Regions from separate parts of the Mus musculus genome. Here region 2 is linked to region 1. Evidence: chromatin contacts called from ENCODE POLR2A ChIA-PET data. All regions are on one chromosome and are shown on one strand. The core of a region is the stretch at or near the end of the contact, and the rest is flanking DNA. Distances in the headings are between cores, read along the strand shown. Region 1 overlaps Retreg1 (reticulophagy regulator 1). Region 2 holds the start of Zfp622 (zinc finger protein 622).

What was found. ChIA-PET counts read pairs that join two places held with the same protein, here RNA polymerase II (POLR2A).
Region 2: POLR2A ChIA-PET joins it to region 1 with 10 read pairs in Patski. The contact joins the promoter of Zfp622 here to the enhancer-like site in region 1. POLR2A ChIA-PET finds 5 or more read pairs at or near these places in 4 of 5 experiments (Patski and embryonic stem cell).

The regions. Positions count from the first base shown.
Region 1 is chr15:25,913,391-25,918,389 of GRCm38, forward strand. The region is part of intron 3 of Retreg1 (reticulophagy regulator 1); the gene reads left to right. Among named protein-coding and RNA genes, the nearest start is that of Mir7212, 32 kb to the right of the region's middle. Within about 2 kb of position 2,363, at least 2 of the 3 ENCODE cell types and tissues checked have a DNase peak (open chromatin) inside an H3K27ac peak, as active enhancers do.
Region 2 is chr15:25,982,465-25,987,463 of GRCm38, forward strand. Zfp622 (zinc finger protein 622) reads left to right here and starts at 1,902. Exons shown (of 6, transcript NM_144523.3): 1 at 1,902-2,719; 2 at 4,334-4,582; 3 at 4,697-4,859. The coding sequence starts at 2,086.

The DNA.
Region 1 (4,999 bases), core at 1,113-3,612:
CCAGCTCAGAGATGGCACCACCCACAAGGGGCCCTCCCGCTTGATCACTAATTGAGAAAATGCCTTACAGCTGGATCTCATGGAGGCATTTCCTCAACTGAAACTCCTTTTTCTGTGATAACTCCAGCTGTGTCAAGTTGACACAAAACTAGCCAGTACACCCCCCAACAGCTACTTGACTCTCCAGTATCTTTGGTCCACACAGACCCATGGGACAGGCTACAGAGCTATTAGGCACGTCTTCCCAGTGTGCTCTAACTTCTGTCTTGTGTCTCACTACGCTCTCAACATTGGGTAGCCTGCAGTTGGTGTGAGGGGGTGTGAGATTTCCTGCCCCTCTTTCCACGGCAGCTGAGCTGAGAACGCTCAGAGCCACATTAGCATGGACTGGATGCTGTCTTTCTTATAACTCCGTTCTCTTCTGCTTACAACCACCAGTTAGATCCAGTGCTAGCTCCAGTTTCTCATTAACGGGTCTGTAGCTTTACCAGACTAGGTTATCCTAGTAAATGATTCACTGGGCTGTGAATGAAGTTTGGGAAGGGACAGAATCAAAGGGCGTGAGAAGTTCAGCCTTTCAGGGACTTTCTTCCCCGAATTTGTGCTAGGATGGGATCTGTGACATCACTCCTGGGTGACAGTAGTGTTTGTGCACGGTTTCCTTCCGAGATGGCAGAAAGCCTCTGCAGCTCTGCCACTGCAGGTATGGTCCGCCTCTGTCTGTACCTTTCCAAGCATCACCAACGCATGTGTTGACAAGGCCAAACTCATGAGCTCGGTTGGTACTTGAGAAGCCGCACGAGTTTACAGCAACTGCTCCAAGGTCATCATCAGAAAGAAAACCCCACAGACAGGCTTGTTATGTTGGTATTTTGTAGTTGGTAGGTGCTTGATTTGAGAAATTCCCTTTGGAGTCCCTAGAGCCAAATTGAAACAGTTGCAAAAGCGTGGGAGTGCTGGCCCAGAAATCTGGCCCTTGCTTGCTTCTGGGTTTGATCCTTTGCATTGTAAACAAAACACAAAATAACAAGCTTAGAACAAGGATTCTGAAGAACTGATTTTGCCAGCAAAGTGGCTCAGCAGGAAAGGACACATGCCACCAAATATAAGGGCCACCAAGTGTGAGGACCTGAATTTGAACCCTGGAATCCTCAGGGTAGAAGGAGAGGAGACTCCTCAAAGTTAATCTCTGATGTCTGTATATGTGGTGCCCCCCCACACCTATTACAGACATAAATAAACATTTTTTAGAAGAACTGATTATATATATGTGTGTATATATGTATATGTGTGTGTGTGTGTGTATGTATATATAATGTCAGACACATTCTTTTCTTAACCCAGAAAACAGAGGAATATAAACACACAAACTTTACATGGAAAAGTGTTTGGCCATGTGCTGTCTTCAAGATGAGCACATCTCTGTTCATCCCAAATGCCATCCCCACTTTCCTTATGCAAGGCTACGCTGCTTTTAAAAATAAAGGTTATTTTAAAAACATGCCACTCACTTCAGTCATATTTGATAAGTAGAGAGCCGAGGACCTGTAATTACCTGACATTAACTAGCTGCTGAATAAAATGATTGTGAAGGTCTGACAGATACTCCAAACACATTTGAGGCAAGTGCGGGACTCGATGGTTACACCTGCCAACCGCTCGTGAGCTCCTGCTCCAGAAGGAACACAGGGGCTCCAGACAAGACGAGCAGGCAGTAAGGGCCAGGCCCGGTCTTGACCTTTCCTTGTCTCCTGGCTCTCTGAGTCCCAGCTGCAGATTACGAAATGTGCCCTGGATGTTGTTTCCAGAGGGCACACGTCCCTTTGATGACAGCTTATTTCTGGATTCCTGGGGCAAATGCTTGAAGTCTGATGACATTCAGGGGTGTGTTTCCCAGGCCAGCATCTGATTAGTCACCAAATTCCAGGGACTCTCCCAGTTGGCTTGCGGTATAGCACGTGAGTCCAGAGATAAAATAACTTATTTCCTCTAGTCTCATTTTAATGGTCCACAAAGCCAAGCCTTGTTCCTTTCTCTGGGCTCTAACTGTGGATGTCGATAGGCCATTTAAAAAATGAAACCCTGTTCTTTGTGGGTAAACAGGGTTGCTAAGGCTTTTGCAGGTGGGGCTCCTTTTAAGGGTGTGTGACCTTATATCTGAAAAGGTGACTCGAGTCACCTCTGAAAAATCTTAGAAAGTAGAGTGAGACCACATCAGGTTCTTTCCGGAGCTCCTCAGTGTTACTTTAACAAGCAACGTGCTTGTCTTTCCTCTCCGTCCACAGACTGGGTCTGTGATCCCTGTCGGGGCTCAGAGGCTCAGCAGGTCTGTGCTATGCCAGGAGGAAGGGCTGTATTAGTTAAGGCCCTGGAGATCCTCTGGATTTTGCAGTACTGCCTTTAAAATGAGGACAGTGGGAGCAGCAGCCTCGCAGAGCTTCAGCCAGGATGCAGCTCACAGAGATGTAACGTTTAACAGCACTGTTGTGCCGTGCACATTGGGCTCCTCTGATCTCTGCTCTTGGTCTCTGTCGTTACTGTCATTTGATTTGAGAAGAGCCACTGATCCGAAGCTGCCTTTATGCCAAGCCCCAGACACCACAGGAGCAGAATCAAGCACTAATCCTGCAGCTGCCCAGATCCCTCACATCACAGACTCCTGTGGTCCAAGTCCCATCTCTTCATCTGTCTGTGAGGTTGGCATCTGGGTCCTCACAGTGGGAGCCAGGCGCCATCTGCTTTCCACTTTAGTGGAGTTGGGTATGTGTGGCAGGATTAAGTTTCCTAGCGTTCTCCACCACTCAGGGTTGCACCATGGCTCTGGAAATCTCTTCGGATTTGGGGTCCTGTGAGATCCATCATTTCTTTCTCTCCTGTGGCTGTGGTAAAATGGAGGGACAGGGCTGTGCTGATCTCAGTTCCTACCCCTGCTAAAACGCAGTGGTTCTGTGACTATAGCCAAAGGCAGAGAGTTCCTGCTCTAAATGTGTTTCCTCTCCCTGGTGTTTGCCCTGAGCACTGTCAAAAACACAGCAGTCACATCATGTGGAGAGGTGGAGATGACTCACTGACACATGGTACCCAAGGCCCACATGCATTTTTTTTAAGTGAGAGTGCTCTCTCTCTCTCTGTCTCCCTCTCCTTCTCCCTCTCTCCCTCTCTCCCTCTCCCTTCCCCTCTCCCTCTCCCTCTCTCTCAAAGGACTTGCCCTTTAGCAAGGAATAAGATCTTGAAATAGCGCTGGGCAGTGGTGACACAAGCCTTTAATCCCAGCACTCGGGAGGCAGAGGAGGGCGGATTTCTGAGTTCTAGGCCAGCCTGGTCTACAGAGTGAGTTGCAGGACAGCCAGGGCTACACAGAGAAACCCTGTCTTGGAAAACAAACAAACAAAAAAAATCTTGAGATCCCATTCCTTTAGGGTATAGGAAATGGCATTTAATTTCAGACATTATAGTGAGATTAAAGGGCTCAGAAGTCTCTAACATGTGTGGTAGAGCCTCTCTCTGAGAAGAGCTGTTAGACTCATCCAGCTAAGTTAGATGGGTTCTTCTGCCAGCGATGGGGGCGGGGGGGGGGGCAGGGACAGATGAGTGAGGATGACTTGGAGCTGGTCAAGGGAAATCAATTGACATTAGACCTTTCAAAACAATGTAGATATTTTTATCTATTTATTGTGTGCTGTGGCGCACATGTGGACATCAGAGGACAGTGTGAAGAAATTGCTGTTGTTCTTCCGGCCTGTGGGTCCTGGGGATTGAACTCAGGTCATGAGGTTTGGTGAAAGTCCTCTTTACCCACTGAGGCACCTTCCCAGCCCTGGTATTGGACTGTTTTGCCTAACCCTCTTGCCCAGTAGTAAGGGCTATGGTTAAAAACGTTCCCCAGAAGGTTTCGTGTGGCCCCAGTACAGGGGAACGCCAGGGCCAAAAAGTGGGAATGGGTGGGTAGGGGAGTGGGGGGGAGGGCATGGGGGACTTTTGGGATAGCATTGGAAATGTAATTGAGGAAAATACGTAATAAAAATATATATTAAAAAAAAAAGAAGGTTTCGTGTGTTAAAAATTTAATGTCCGAGTTCACACGTTAATGGCATTTAGAGGTGGGACTTCTAGGGAGTGACTGTGATTAGATGAAATTATGTGAGACCTGCATAATATCCCTAGTGTGCTGAGCAGAGGGGAGACCCAGTCTGGCACAGGGCAGCTTGGTGCCACATCACGATACAACACAGGGCCTTCATCAGATGCCAGGACCCAGTGTTCATGGATTCTCCAGTCTGCACAGCCCTGTACCAGGACTCAGCATCTCAGGACTGTTAGGATAGGAAGTCAACCGAGGGTCCAGCTGTGCTGCCTTGGCCTCTAGGTAGTTTCTCACTCAAAGGTCATCTCTGAAAACCCTCAAGGAGACCCTTGGTTGGTTTGTTTCTGTCTTTCATTCTTTTGCCCTTCTTTCATTCTTTTTGCCCTTTTTGGACAAACCCCACACATGCATCTCTGGCTGGCTATAACTTACGATGTAGACCAGGCTGACTCTAAACTTGTCCTCTTATCTTCAGTCTCTGTGCTCCATGTGTCTCAATAGCTGGTGAAAACCAAGCCATGCTAGAAAGCATTGTCATCTTCCTCAAGGATGCTACCGTAAGACAAAGGCAGGGGATGAATTTTGAACCCCATTAGTTCCTGACACACATCTTCTACTCTAAAGCATCCGTTTACTTTGGCATTATCTACACCTTGCACCTCTGCGTGATCCGTGGTGTTTCATTGGATACAGTTTTGCACAATAGTTAATATTTCCTATTGGATGTGGCGCAGAATAAGTGTCAGAGTGTAATGGAAATGGGACAGAAAATGAGTTTGGTGGTGTGAACCTGTAATCCTAGCACTTGAGCACATAGGGAGCTGAGGCAGGAGGATTGCCTGGTCTTGAGTCTTGAGTGAGTACCAAGCTGGCTAAGGTTATATAGGAGGATCCTGTCTCTACAACCCATCAACC
Region 2 (4,999 bases), core at 652-3,151, 69 kb after region 1:
TATGGGGAGATTCAATTGACAAGGAAAGAACATCTCTTACTATTAGCCAAGCGAGTCTTCTCTGATGAGACTCCTCCAGCCATGGTAAAATACTAACCCTTCAGGTTACTTCAGCCTTCGCCACAGGTTCACCATGAACTCATGTGAGAGTACATAAGAACCACCTAACTCGGGCACGCTTGCCTTGCAGAAACTGAATGTTTTGATGCTAAATACTAGTGATTCAATATAGCACAACAGATAACAGTGATAAAAAGCAATACCTAGTAAGGACTTAAGAAATGGGGTGTTGCAGCAGTATGTAGCAGAGGATTGCATTGTTTGGCCTCAGTGCCAGAGCATGTGCCTAATCCTCTAGAGACTTGATACCCCAGGGAGGGGCTTTGCAGGAGGGGGGTCACCCTCTCTGAGGTGAAGGGGAGGGAGTATAGGGGAAAGAACTCTGTGAAGGGGACTAGGAGAGGGCAACATTTGGGATATAATTATAATAATAACAAAAACAACAACAACACAAAAAAAATACTGGCATTATTTTTGACAAAAGGCTCTAGAACCCCCCCCCCCCCAAAGGCATTTGGGCAAAGGTTTACAAAAGGGAGCAAGCTGGCAGAAAGATATTCAGGCAGAATAGCATAGCAACGGATTTCTAACACAATACCAAAAATATACTTGCTTAACCTGTTAGAACAATTGACATTGAATCAGGGTGAGTTAAAGGCAGGGATAGAACAGAGGATTTGCCAGGCAGTGGTGGCATACGCCTTTAATCCAAGCACTTGGGAGGCAGAGGCAGGTGGATTTCTGAAGGTCGAGGCCAGCCTGGTCTACAGAGTGAGTTCCAGGACAGCCAGGGCTACACAGAGAAACCCTGTCTCAAGAAAAAAAAAATCGAACTGATATGAATTGCTGCTGTTATACACACAGGGTCTCCAAGGTTTAGTACCCACGATGGAGCGTAAAATCACAGATAGATCCTTTTAAAGTTTTAGATGCTGAAAGAGTATTTCGATCATTAAAAGCAACTTCACCTAGTTTGACTTTTTTGTTTGTTTGTTTTTATTAGGTATTTATTTCATTTACATTTCCAATGCTATCCCAAAAGTCCCCCACACGGTCCCCCACCCACTCCCCTACCCATCCACTCCCACTTTTTGGTCCTGGCGTTCCCCTGTACTGGGGCATATAAAGTTTGCAAGTCCAATGGGCCTCTCTTTCCACTGATGGCCAACTAGGCCATCTTCTGATACATATGCAGCTAGAGACACGAGCTCTGGGGGTAATGGTTAGTTCATATTGTTGTTCCACCTATAAGGTTACTTTCTCTAGCTCCTCCACTGGGGGCCCTGTGATCCATCCAATAGCTGACTGTGAGCATCCACTTCTGTGTTTGTTAGGCCCGGGCATAGTCTCTACTTTGACTTTTTATATGGCTACTTGGATTTAAAAATCTCACATGTGGCTCGGATTATATTTTGTGGGACAGTGGCTAGGCTGTACTTTCGGCTCCCAGCAGGGAATCTTTTCTGTTCAAGAGCTCTGACCGCCCCCTTCGCTGCAAAGAGCTTGGGTCGGTTTGGCCTCCGGAAGTTCCACGCTGTCGCCACGTTTGATCCCCCTTTCCAGAGGCGCGAGAGACAGTCTTGACGGGATCCATCTCTCAAGAGCAGTCCCAGAACCATCCCAGGCACCCACGCCCTTCTTTCCCTCACAAGCCCATCCCTCTGACCTCGTCACGGCAAGCGACACAACCGCTAAGCCCTCAGGAGGCAGCGGCATCCTCCAGGCACACGCCCACCTTTGATTGACAGGGCGGATCCAGGCGCGAAGAGAGCGACATGAAACTTCGTCATTTCCGGGGACCCAGGCGGGCCTTCTTAAGCCAGCTGCCAAGAGTTTCCTGTGCGAGTCGGAAGTTCCCTCACTTAGAACTCGGAAGTTCCCTCACTTAGAGCCCGGAAGCTGGTGTCTGGTGTGTCTTTTCCTGGCTGTGGGCGAAGGAGGTTCTCTGCGTTTGTGGGACTAGAAGGCGGCCGGTCAGGCTTAGAAGGTTCTCGGCTGGGTCGTCTCTGTCTTCCGGGCCCGGGGATGGCGGCTCTCACGTGCATCACCTGCCGGGTGGCGTTCCGCGACGCGGAGCTGCAGCGGGCGCACTACAAGACGGACTGGCACCGCTACAACCTGCGGCGCAAGGTGGCCGCCATGGCCCCGGTGACGGCCGAGGGCTTCCAGGAGCGGGTGCGGGCGCAGCGCGCGGTGGCCGAGGCGGCGGAGGCGAGCAAGGGCGCGGCCACCTACTGCACGGCGTGCGGCAAGAAGTTCGCCACCTTCAACGCCTACGAGAACCACCTCGGCTCCCGGCGGCACGCCGAGCTGGAGCGGAAGGCGGTGCGGGCCGCGAGCCGGCGCGTGGAGCTGCTGAACGCCAAGAACCTGGAGAAGGGGCTGGGCGCGGACGGCGTCGACAAGGACGCCGTGAACGCCGCCATCCAGCAGGCCATCAAGGCCCAGCCCTCCACGTCCCCCAAGAAAGCGCCCTTCGTGCCCACGGACGAGTGCGGGAGGGCGGCGGCGGGCGCACGGGGCGTCCCGGAGCGAGACCCGACGGAGAAGCCGCCCCGGCTCCAGTGGTTCGAACAGCAGGCGAAGAAGCTGGCGAAGCAGCAGTGGGAGGACGGAGAGGAGGAGGGAGAGGAAGAGGAGGAAGACGACGAAGACGAAGGTAGGTAAGGGTCCTGTCGGGGTTGGGGCGAGCGGGAGGCTCCGGGAGACATCGCGATGGAGACGAAGGGCTGGGTCCACGTTCAGCGATGTCGCCCTCCCCTGAGGCCCCCAGCCCGAGCCTTCTTCAGTGTTTACCTTTGCGACATCCATTCCCAGGCTGGACCCTGACTTTCTTCTTATCCTTTTACCGCAGCCTTTGAGGGAGTGGGGTTCCAGGCCCAGGGCATCCCGCCTGGATTTAAAGATGTTTCCTGGTTTATGACTTTTAACTAGTTAAGCAGATGGATTGTAGGCCTCCATACTTTTTTGGTGTTTTTTTGGTTTTTCGAGACAGGGTTTCTCTGTGTAGCCCTGGCTGTCCTGGAACTCACTCTGTAGACCAGGCTGGCCTTAAACTTTAGAAATCCCCCTGCCTCTGCCTCCCAAGTGCTGGGGTTAAAGGCGAGTGCCACCACTGCCGGGCTGTAGACCTCCATTCTTATGCTTGCTCCCGGACGCACCAAACTTCGTGTGGACCCGAAAGGGAACAGTATTTGGGGATTTCTATAGGACATTTTAGAGTGAGGGCAGAAGTGGTTTAAATGCCTCACTGCTCTTCATTTCCACAGGGCACTTTGTCTGTCTGCGTCTCTGTGGTGGATCCAGGACCTAGGGCATTGATTAAAAACAGAATAAAAGAGTAGAGGCGCATTCTTAACGGGCAAAACATTCTTTTAGTTTGGATCAGGAAGGGTTACACTGGTGCACAGAAAGCTATGCTGTTGGCACGCTGCTGTAGAATGTGTGGTTAGAATGGCTTAGGATTTTACATTTCACTTAGTTGACTAAAACTGAGTGAGGGTTTCGTGTTGCCTGCAAGCCTGACTTGTGGGGCTCCAGCCAGCCCCAAGGTTCCTTACTTTGTGAGTTCTTTATTCACCCCCACGGCACTGTTGATACTGACAGTGTTTGTGTTCATGTCTTGGTCGGTTTATACTTCTGTAACCAAGCATCTTAAGCCTGGTAATTTATAAACAACATGAACTTATTTTGCCACAGTCATGGAAGATGAAGTAAAAAATGAAGCTACTGGCACCCTGACTGTTTAGTGAGGGCTTGCTCTGTGGAGGGGTATTTTTCTAAGCCTTACTTAATGATGGAAAAGGCAGATCTAGGGTGTGTACTCATGGAGGGGGAGCAAAACACAAAAAAGGAGACTTGCCAGTTCATTTAAGTCCTTTTCTTAGGACATCAACTCACTCATGAGGTTCCTAGAGGTCCCATGTGTTACATTGGTGACTAAGTTGAACTTGCATGGACACATATAAACAGAAGCATTCATATAGCAGCCCTGCACACACCAAAATATACACTAAAGTATTCCTGTGAAGTGCAAATGGTAGACAGCTACTGAACCAGATAGGAATCCAATTAACTTGGTGTCCAGTACTGGGCTAGGTGCAGTAATGCATAGGAAAGAGGTTAGCAACTATTTTATAGAGCTTCCTGCTGGAAAAGAAAGATTAAAGAGGTTTTTATCATTTAAACTTGTCTGGGGGTATTTGATCTCTGATTGTGCTTGCTTTATCACACCTTTAAAAGTAAATTTATTTTTCAAAACTTTGGCTTAAAGATTGGGAAGATATTGATTCCGATGATGGATTGGAATGTGAGGACCCTGGAGTGGAGGATCAGGATGCAGAAGATGCAGCGGCTGAGGAGAGCCCACCCCTAGGTGCCATCCCAATAACAGACTGCTTGTTTTGCTCCCATCATTCAAGCTCCCTCGTGAAGAATGTGGCTCATATGACTAAAGTCCACAGCTTTTTTATTCCTGATATAGAGTATCTTTCAGATTTGAAAGGACTAATTAAATATTTGGGTAAGTACAATGATTTTGCTTTTGATGAAGAAATATTTTTCAATTTGTGAGAGTAAGTAGTGAGATTTAACCTGACTTCTAAAGATTGATTTCATATTATTTCCACATGACCAGGAGAGAAAGTTGGTGTTGGCAAAATTTGCTTGTGGTGCAATGAGAAAGGGAAGTCCTTCTATTCCACAGAAGCTGTACAGGCACACATGAATGACAAAAGCCACTGTAAGCTCTTCACAGATGGTGACGCTGCCTTGGAATTTGCAGACTTCTATGATTTTAGGTAAGATGAGTTTGTGAGGTGACTTGAGGTTATAGTTATACACTAGTGGATAATAAACGATATTTGCCCCCGTCTTCTGAAATTGGGTTGGGCTCGCCGTGCAGTGAGTTGAGATAGCACCTCAGCTTTGCCAGTAAATT